Regions from separate parts of the Homo sapiens genome. Here region 1 is linked to region 2. Evidence: read pairs that join two places in POLR2A ChIA-PET (ENCODE). Cell type or tissue: CD4-positive, alpha-beta T cell. All regions are shown on one strand.

Evidence for each region. ChIA-PET counts read pairs that join two places held together with the same protein. Peaks named below come from ENCODE experiments on the same cell type or tissue, not always from the same donor. Only the 100,000 strongest peaks of a DNase experiment are listed, where the experiment ranks them.
Region 1: POLR2A ChIA-PET joins it to region 2 with 6 read pairs; 8 of 35 experiments call an interaction of 5 or more read pairs at or near these places.

The regions. Positions count from the first base shown.
Region 1 is chr21:36,355,057-36,360,056 of GRCh38, forward strand. It overlaps MORC3 (MORC family CW-type zinc finger 3), which reads left to right. Exons shown (of 17, transcript NM_015358.3): 10 at 1,564-1,668; 11 at 4,899-5,000. Among named protein-coding and RNA genes, the nearest start is that of CHAF1B, 28 kb to the right of the region's middle. In CD4-positive, alpha-beta T cell, no CTCF peak of the experiment used is centred here; no DNase peak of the experiment used is centred here.
Region 2 is chr21:36,286,856-36,291,855 of GRCh38, forward strand. DOP1B (DOP1 leucine zipper like protein B) reads left to right here. Exons shown (of 37, transcript NM_001320714.2): 33 at 1,159-1,295; 34 at 1,901-1,956; 35 at 2,190-2,351. Among named protein-coding and RNA genes, the nearest start is that of MORC3, 31 kb to the right of the region's middle. RefSeq lists a silencer at 2,938-2,987. In CD4-positive, alpha-beta T cell, no CTCF peak of the experiment used is centred here; DNase peaks (open chromatin) are centred at 1,976 and 2,516; H3K4me3 peaks cover 1,340 bases; H3K27ac peaks cover 1,622 bases.

The DNA.
Region 1 (5,000 bases), 68 kb after region 2:
GCTTTTTCTGTACTTAATAATGGCATCGTTATTCTAGACTTTCATGATGTTTTCTCTGTCAGAATTGTCTTCCACAGCGTTAACAATCTTTTCCGTAGATTTGCTGTGTGTAATGAGCCTTAAAGGTCTTATGACCCTCCTTGTTATCTAGAGGCTGAATTAGAGACATTGTGTTTCGGGACAAGTAGACCACTTGGATGCCTTTGGTATTGAAGTCATGGGGTTATGGGTGGCCAGGGTACCTTGTCCAATATCAAAAGAACTGTAAAAGGCAGTCCTTTACTGGCAAGTTAATTCCTGACTTCAGGAACAAAGCATCAATAGACCCAGTCAGAAAAAGAATTTCTCATCCAGGCCTTCTATTTGTGCAACCAAAAGACTGGCAGCTGGTGTTTGTCTTTTCTCTTCAAGGCTTAAGGGTTAGCATCTTTATAGATAATGGCAGTCCTGATCATAAACCTGACTACATTTGCACAAAGCAGTAGGGTTAGCCTGTCCGTTCTTGGACTTAAATCCTGGTTTATGCTCCTCTTTTTTGCTAATAAGTGTTCTTTGTGGCATTTTTTCCCAGAATAGAGTACTTTTGTTTGCATTAAAAACCTGTTCAAACAGGCTGGGCATGGTGGCTCATCCCTGTAATCCCAGCACTTTGGGAGGCTGAGACAAGAATAGCTTGAGGCCAGGAGTTCGAGAGCAGCCTGGGCAAAAAAGCAATACCCTGTCTCTACAAAAAATGAAAAAAAAAAAAAATTAGCCAGGTGTGGTGGCAAGTGCCTGTGGCCCCAGCTACTCAGGCGCCTCAACCTACATATCAAGCAATTTATACTTTTTCTTATATTATGACTTTGCTTCTTGGGAAAACAACTGGCATCACTAGTGGCAGTTCGTGTGGGTCCTGTGGTGTTTTTCAAGGTTTACAGTATTGCACTAAACGATTTTTACTGCAATATAAAATTTCTTGGAGATGCTTACATGGAGATAAGCATGTCATAAGGCACTTGAAGCAAATAAAAAACTTGAGCCCATCAAAATAGCAACAGGAGGTGGCTATGAAATTACTATAATAATATTGTATGTATATAATTAATCTTATGCAGTTATAATTTAAGACTGCATCTTTGTTTACATTTCTCTTGACTGCAAATGAAACCACCTACAGTCTGTATATGCTTCAGTCTTGATAAATTTTAACTTTTTAAATAGCTTTGTGTATATTTTATGGTAGTAAATTATAAAATAGACTAGTATTTGCATGTTTTATGCATTCATGACATATCTAACTTATTCTTAATTTTTTGGATATTTCTGGGCAATGCAGTTCTTGGAAGTTTTTTTCAAATTGTTATAACTCTCTAAAAAATTTTCTAATTTATTGAAAGAAAATTGTGTATAAGTGCAGTTCAAACCTGTGTTGTTCAAGGGTCACCTATACCTTGAATGTTCTTTATTAACTATATGTTTTGGAGTTTTTTCTCTTCACAGTGTCTATGTACTCATTACTAGATTATTTATGATTTATGTTTGAAAAGAATTTTTTCTTGATTTTATGATTTACTTTTTAAGACTTACAATAACAGCACTAGGAGAAAAGCTGAATGATTACTGGAATGAAATGAAAGTGAAGAAAAATACAGAATATCCTCTAAATTTGCCAGTTGAAGATATACAGTAAGTACATTTTTAAAACATATCATTTCACTTAGATATCAAGATGTGGTATTAGAGAGTAAAGGGATTGTACAATGTTTCACAAACTTAGGACTGTAACTCATAGGAATAAATTCTGCAACATGAATTAGCGCACTGCAAAATCAGTGAATAGAATGTAAACCTGTATACATGCACACAAAACATCCATAAAACAATGTTTACCCATATGTGATGCATGTTAATGTTATTTCATTTTAAGATGCTATGGATGGATTATATAATAGTTTGAAAAACACTGGTATAGTGTATCATTAGGATGATGGGGCTGAAACCCAACTTGAGTTCATATTCTCATTCTGCTTAAGTAGCCATGTGGCATTGAACATATTACTTGGCCTCTTGTAAGCCTCCATTTTCTTGTGTATAAAATGGGAACATTAAGAGCATTTGCCTCCTCGAATTATATGAATTAAATAATATGCCTGACAGTCACTTAGTAACACATCACAGGATAACAGTCCTATAAATGAATGAATGAACAATATCTGTGTGTTCTTTATCTGTGTGTTCTTTATACATTATTATACATAATTTATACATTATACATATTATTCATAATTTATACATTATTACAAAGATAACCAAGATATATAATGAAAAACAAGAAAGATGCAGCTCAGTGTATAGACTTCCCATCGTACTTTTCAATTTTTTTATATTTAAAAAAAGTTTTATACAGGTGGGGTCTCCCTGTGTTGCCCAGGCTGGTCTCAATGTCCTGGGTCCAGGTGATCCTCCCACCCAAAGTGCTGGGATTATAGGCATGAGCCACCGTGCCCAGCTTGTATTTTTTTAATGTGTCAGTATACACATGCATACTTTATAAGCATAGAAAATTTCTGCTAGTATTTTAAAAATTAGCAGTGGTAATTTCCTGAGACAAGGAGTTTATAAAGTATAAAGTTATGCTTTATAAACCTCTAGATTGTTTTGAAGTTTCGGATTTGTTTGGTTGGTTGGTTGGGTTTTTTTTTTTTTGGTTTTTTTTTTTTGAAATGGAGTCTCACTCTGTCACCCAGGCTGAAGTGCAGTGGCGCAATCTCAGCTCACTGCAACCTCCACCTCCCGGGTTCAAGCAATTCTCCTGCCTCAGCCTTCCGAGGAGCTGGGACTACAGGCGTGTGCCACCACGCCTGGCTAATGTTTGTATTTTTAGTAGAGACAGAGTTTCACCATGTTGGCCAGGCTGGTCTTGAACTCCTGACCTCAGGTGATCTGCCTGCCTTGGCCTCCCAAAGTGCTGGGATTACAGGCGTGAGCCACCGCGCTCATCCTGTTTTGAAGTTGTTTATAAATATCTAAATGCTTTTTCAAAGCTAGATTTAAAAAGCAGGCCAGGTACGTTGGATCACATCTGTAATCCCAGCACTTTGGGAGGCCAACCGAGGCGGGCGGATCACTTGAGGTCTGGAGTTTGAGACCCACCTGATCAACATGGTAAAACCCTGTCTCTACTGAAAATACAAAAAGTAGCCAGGCATAGTGGTGCACACCTGTAGTCCCAGCTACTTGGGAGGCTGAGGCAGGAGAATAGCTTGAACCCGGGAGGCAGAGGTTGCAATGAACCGAGATTGCACCATTGCACTCCAGCCTGGGCGAAAAGAGTGAAACTCTGTCTCAAAAAAAATAAATAAAATGAAATAAAACTAGATTTAAAAAGCTATTGACATTAAGGTGAAGTTTTCATATGTAAAATAAGTCTACATAGGCTGTATCCAGTGGGTCACGCCTGTAATCCCTGCACTTTGGGAGGCCAAGGCAGAAGGATTGCTTGAACTCAGGAGTTGGAGACCAGGCTGGGCAACGTGGTGAGACCTATCTCTTAAAAAAATAAATAAATAAAGTAGAAGCAAAAAATAATTAAAAAAATAAAAGAATATATACAAGTTCTTTACAGGAATTATTGTGATTTTTCTTTTTTTTTTGTTTTTGAGGTAGAGGCTTGCTCTGTCGCCCAGGCTGGAGTGCAGTGGCGCAATCTCGGCTCACTGCAAGCTCTGCCTCCTGGGTTCATACAATTCTCCTGCCTCAGCCTCCTGAATAGCTGGGACTACAGGAACCCGCCATCACGCATGGCTTATTTTTTGTATTTTTAGTAGAGATGGGGTTTCACCGTGTTAGCCAGGGTAGTCTCGATCTCCTGACCTCATGATCCACCCGCGTCAGCCTCCCAAAGTGCTGGGATTACAGGCATGAGCCACCGCGCCCAGCCTTGATTTTTAAATGAGAAAAATATGAAAGCATTTTGTAAACTAAAAGTATACTAATTTTAGTTATTCAGAAATAAGAGGGCAAAAGTGTCTTATTTAAAGTTACTTAAATTATAACAACAGAATTCTGTTTTCTGGACTTGAGTGATTTATTATGCTAATAAATACAATATATTGTAGATTTAACATTGTAGACACTAAACATAAAGTTCAGGGCAAGGCATTTGAAATATTAAGTTATAGAAAAAATTTAATGCTATTAAGACATAAGTCACATTGTTCAAATTGGCTTGTGACTTTTAATCTTTTGAAGGTAACCAAAATGGTTGTGTTTAATTTTTGAGAGATGGGGTCTCACTATGTTGCCCAGGCTGGCCTCATACTCCTGTGCTCAAGCGATTCTCCAACCTCAGCCTCCTGAGTATCTGAGACTAAGGTGTATGCCACCACACCCAGCTCAAAATAGTTGTTTTTAAAATGTATTTCTAAAAAATACCTGCTTTAGCCTCCCAAATTATAGGCATGAGCTACCGTGCCTTGCCTTGCCTTTTCTCTTTTCTTTTCCTTTCCTTTCCTCTCCTTTTTTTTTTTTTTTTTTTTTTTTTGACAGGATCTTACTCTGTAGCCTAGGCTGGAGGTCAGTAGCATGATTTTGCAACCTCTGCCTCCTGGGCTCAAGCAATCCTCCCACCTCAGCCTCCCAAGTAGCAGGGACCACAGGTGTGCATTACCACTCCCAGTTAATCTTTGTGTTTTTTTGTAGAGACAGGGTTTCACCATGTTGTCCAGGCTGGTCTCTAACTCCTGGGATTATAGGCATGAGCCGTCGCACCCAGCCTAATTTTGAAAGAGTTACGTCATAATTTTTAGGAAAGGAATTAAATAATGGCATCTTGTGGTAGAAATGATGTGGAACATCTGATGAAGTATTTAGAGTCCATATTTCTGTGTTAATATTTTGTTCTTGTTTTGGGACAGGAAGCGTCCTGATCAGACATGGGTTCAGTGTGATGCCTGTCTAAAGTGGCGGAAATTACCTGATGGGATGGATCAACTTCCTGAAAAATGGTATTGCTCCAA
Region 2 (5,000 bases):
CTGGAGGCTGAGGCAGGAGAATTGCTTGAACCCGGGAGGCGGAGGTTGTAGTGAGCGGAGACTGCTCTGCTGCCCTCTAGCCTGGGCAACAGAGTGAGACTCCATCTCAAAAAAAAAAAAAATTTATTACTAATATACTAATGTACTAATGTACTACAGCCGATCTTAGCTAGCATGACTACCATTCAGCTGTTTGCTGTAGCAATTTGTTACATTCCTAGGAAACCTTAAGCTATGGAAGAAAAAAAAAGTCTCATTCTACAAACAAGACATTTCAGGGGAGAAGCAGGGGAGAGTGTTAGGGGCTAGAGAGTGTTATTTGAAACACTTTTCCCTCCATAGGAATGAAAGTTTTTGTCATGGCCATCAAGTTTAAACCTTACTCAGTAAATCTGTTATATTTACTTGCTCCGCTTCCCACCCACCACCCTCAAAATATGGTGTTGTCTGCCAGCCAGTCCATATGATTGTGTAAGTCCATTCCTCACCATGGGCTGCTTGGTTTCTGCGTCTCCTCATTCATATTCTTAAAAGAACATTGAAATGGCTGTTGGTCATCCAGTGGATTTCTGGTGACAGATGTTCATGTCTTTCTACTCAGCTGTGGCAGGGGGACGGCCTGTGGGAATCATTTCCTTAGGTTTGGCAAGAGCCATGAACTGCTGTATTTCACAAAGAAGAGGGCTGGGGTGGACTAGTTGCACAAAAGCATCTCCTAACATTCTTTTTTTTTTTTTTTTTTTTTTTTTGAGATGGAGTCTCACTCTGTCACCCAGGCTGGAGTGCAGTGGTGTGATCTCGGCCCACTGCAACCTCTACCTCCCAGGTTCAAGCGATTCTCCTGCCTCAGCCTCCCAAGTAGCTGGGACTACAGGCGCCCACCACCACGCCCGACTAATTTTTGTATTTTTAGTAGAGATGGGGTTTTACCATATTGGCCAGGCTGGCCTCGAACTCCTTATCTTGTTATCCGCCCGCCTCGGCCTCCCAAAGTGCTGGGATTACAAGTGCGAGCCACCAAGCCTGGCCTGTAACACTCATTCCTTACACTGGGTTGTTACTAGAATGTCAGAACAGTCACAGTTTTATTTTTCTTTGTCTGATAAGAAACCCTAAACTGCATATTTGTGTAACATCTTTACAATCTTCTTTCCTTAGAACGCCTGACAGACAATCTCAGAGTTGGACAGACATCCATAGTTGCTGCTCAGATGTTTCTTTTTTTCAGAGTTTTGCTGCTAAGAATATCTCCTCAACATTTGACTTCATTGTGGCCAATAATGGTCTCTGAATTGGTGAGTACAAGTATTGTAAGTTTGAAAGCAAGGTTGGAGCTTTTTAAAATGCTTTTTCAGTAACATAACGTACTATTTCCTATGTATCCCATTTTATCTAAATGTTATTTTTAATCAGGTTGGTAGCACATGGTTAGCTCTTGGTTAAACAGAGAATATTTTACTCTATGATCATATTTGATCTCTCACCCTGTCAGTTATTCCAACTAACTTGTACCATTTGATAATACTTACTAGTTTTTTATATACATATAAATTTGGGCTGGGCGTGGTAGCTTATGCCTGTAATCCCAGCACTTCGGGAGGCTAAGGTGGATGGATCACTTGAGCCCAGGAGTTCGAGACTAGCCTGGGCAACATGGTGAAACTCCTTGTCTACAAAAAAATACAAAAATTAATTCGGCATGGCGGGAAGTTGCATCTGCAGAAGGTTGAGGCTGCAGTGAGCCATGATTGTACCACTGCACTCCAGACTGGGTGACAGAGTAAGACCCCGTCTTATTCATTCATTCATAAATTAATCGATTTTTAAAAATAAGTAAAAAAAAATATTTGGGTAGATTTAATCTGTCTCAGATAGTAACTTGAATGCATTTTTTTTTCAGATTCAGACATTCACACAGCTTGAAGAAGATCTAAAAGATGAAGATGAGTCATTGAGGTAAGCAGTACAAGATCTGTACACAAGAGGAAAAGATAGTCACGATTAAAGCACGTCACTTTAGATATAGAGTTGTCTAATGTTAAATGCTGTTATCTTGAAGTACTTGTGAAAGGACCAGCTATTCCAAAAATTTCTTAAAAAGAAAATTCTTCTGAGGGACAGGTCATAGGTGAATGGACTATAACAGATCTGAATGAATTTATAACAAGCGTTTCTTTGCAAATTTATAGAAGCACCAACAAAGTAAACAGAACGAAAGTTTCAGTCCCGGATGCAAATGGACCCTCAGTGGGGGAGATACCCCAGAGTGAACTCATCTTGTATTTATCAGCTTGCAAATTCTTGGACACAGCGCTTTCTTTTCCACCTGACAAGATGCCATTATTTCAAATGTAAGTCAGATAGGATCGTGTGTCCTTTTTGAAGTAAGAGATTTTGTTTTTTCCTTTTAAGCACTTTCACTTGTTTTTCATGTACAGTTTATGGGAAACCACCATCTGGGTTTCTAGTGACAGCTAAGCCAGCTCGGAATACCAAGTTTCAGATTACTTGCAACATCTGTGGCTCTGCAAATTTGGCTCACAGGAGTGTTTATGAATGTGTTTCTATGGTGTGTGTGTGTGTGTGTGTGTGTGTGTGTGTGTGTGTGTGTGTGTGTGTGGTTTTTGCTACTGAATGCTTATAAAACAGGGCTTACCCACTGGTGCTCCTCACTGCCTTTGTGTAGACCTTTTTGTCTGTGTTTAGTTAGATACAAATGCCTTTATTTGGAGCCTGCCATCTCCGATTCACTTTGCCCCATAGGCTTATGTTTCCTGCCGGCTTAGCACAGCTGCTCATTTGTTTAATTTCATGACCAGCCCCAGAGGCTATTTCTCTCTCTCCTACCCCCACAAAGAGAGTAATCATATAGAAATGTTTGTGGTTAAAGAGCGGGTTCTCTTAAATGCACATTGCTAAGTGAAAGAAGCCAGTCTGAAAAGGCTACACACTGTATGATTCCAACCATGTGACATTCTGGAAAAGGCAAAACCATGGAGACAGTAAAAAGATCAGTGGTCGCCAGGGGTTGGGGAGAGGGAGGCAGGGATGAATGGGTGAAGCACAGAGGATTTTTAGGGCAGTGAAATTATTGCATACAGAGCTATAATGGTAGATCCATGTCATTGTCCATTTCTCCAAATCCATACAATGTACACCACCAAGAGTGAACCCTGATGTAAACTCTGGACTTGGGAGGATAACAGTGAGTCAGTAGAGGCTCTTCAGTTTTAACAAATGTACCACTCTGGTGCAGGATGTTGATAATACGGCAGGCTTGTATGTATGTAGGATGGGATGTACGGGAACTACTTTCTACTCCATTTTGCTGTGAACCTAAAGCTGTTCTGCAAAAGAAAGTCTTTTAGTTTTTAAAAAGCAGGTTTGGGCCGGACGTGGTGTCTCATACGTGTAATACTAGCACTTTAGGAGGCTGAGGCGGGTGGATCACCTGAGGTTGGGAGTTCGAGACCAGCCTGGCCAACATGGCGAAACCCTGTCTCAACTAAAAACACAAAAATTAGGCCAGGTACCGTGGCTCACACCTGTAATCCCAGCACTTTGGGAGGCCAAGGTGGGTGGATCACTTGAGGCCAGGAGTTCAAGACCAGCCCGGCCAACATGGTGAAAAACCCTGTCTCTACTAAAAATACAAAAATTAGGCCAGGCGCGATGGCTCACACCTGTAATCCCAGCACTTTGGGAGGCCAAGGTGGTTGGATCACCTGAGTTTGGGATCAGCCTGACCAACATGGAGAAAATCCATCTCTACTAAAAATACAAAATTAGCTGGGCATGGTGGCGTATGCCTGTAATCCCAGCTACTTGGGAGGCTGAGGCAGGAGAATCGCTTGAACCTGGGAGGCAGAGGTTGCAGTGAGCCAAGATCATGCCATCTGCCATTGCACTCCAGCCTGGGCAACAAAAGCGAGACTCCATCTCAAAAAAAAAAAAAAATACAAAAATTAGCCAGATGTGGTGGTGGGCGCCTGTAATCCCAGCTACTTCGGAAGCTGAGGAAGGAGAATCACTTGAACCCGAGAGGCAGAGGTTGCAGTGAGCCGACATCGCACCACTGCACTCCAGCCTAGGCAACAGAGCGAGACTCCCCCTCAAAAAAAAAAGAGGCCGGGCACAGTGGCTCATGTCTGTAACCCCAGCACTTTGGGAGGCCGAGGCAGGCGGATCATGAGGTCAGGAGTTCAAGACCAGCCAGGCCAACATGGTGAAACCCTGTCTCTACTAAAAATGCAAAAATTAGCTGCCTGTATTGGTGGGCACCTGTAATCCCAGCTACTCAAGAGGCTGAGGCAGGAGAATCGCTTGAAACCGAAGGCGGAGGTTGCAGTGAACCGAGATCGCACCACTGCACTCCAGCCTGGGCGAAAGAGCGAAACTGCATCTCAAACCAAAAAAAAGTGGAGGCTAGGCGCAGTGGCTCATGCCTGTAATCCCAGCACTTTAGGAGGCTGAGGCAGGTGGATCACGAGGTCAGGAGTTCAAGACCAGCCTGGCCAAGATGGTGAAACCCCGTCTCTACTAAAAATACAAAAAAATTAGTCAGGCATGGTGGCAGGTGCCTGTAATCCCAGCTACTCGGGAGGCTGAGGCAGAGAATTGCTTGAACCTGGGAGGTGGAGGTTGCAGGGAGCCAAGATTGCACCACTGCCCTCCAGACTGGGCGACAGAACGAGACTGTCTCAAAAAAACAAAAAAGTGGGTTCCGATATATGTGAATGTGCATAGCAACATTATTTATAATAGGCAAGAAGTAGAGACAACCCAAATGGCCATCAGCTGATGAACAGGCAGATCATGTGACATATCCATACAGTGGAATACGGTTCAGCAACAAAAAGAATTGAAGAACTGAGACACGCTGGAATCTGGATGAACCGGAAAATATGATGCTAAGTGAAAGCTCGAAACAAGGGAACATATAGTGTATGATTCTGCTTATATGGAATGTCCACGATGAGACAGAGTGTGGATTAGTGGGT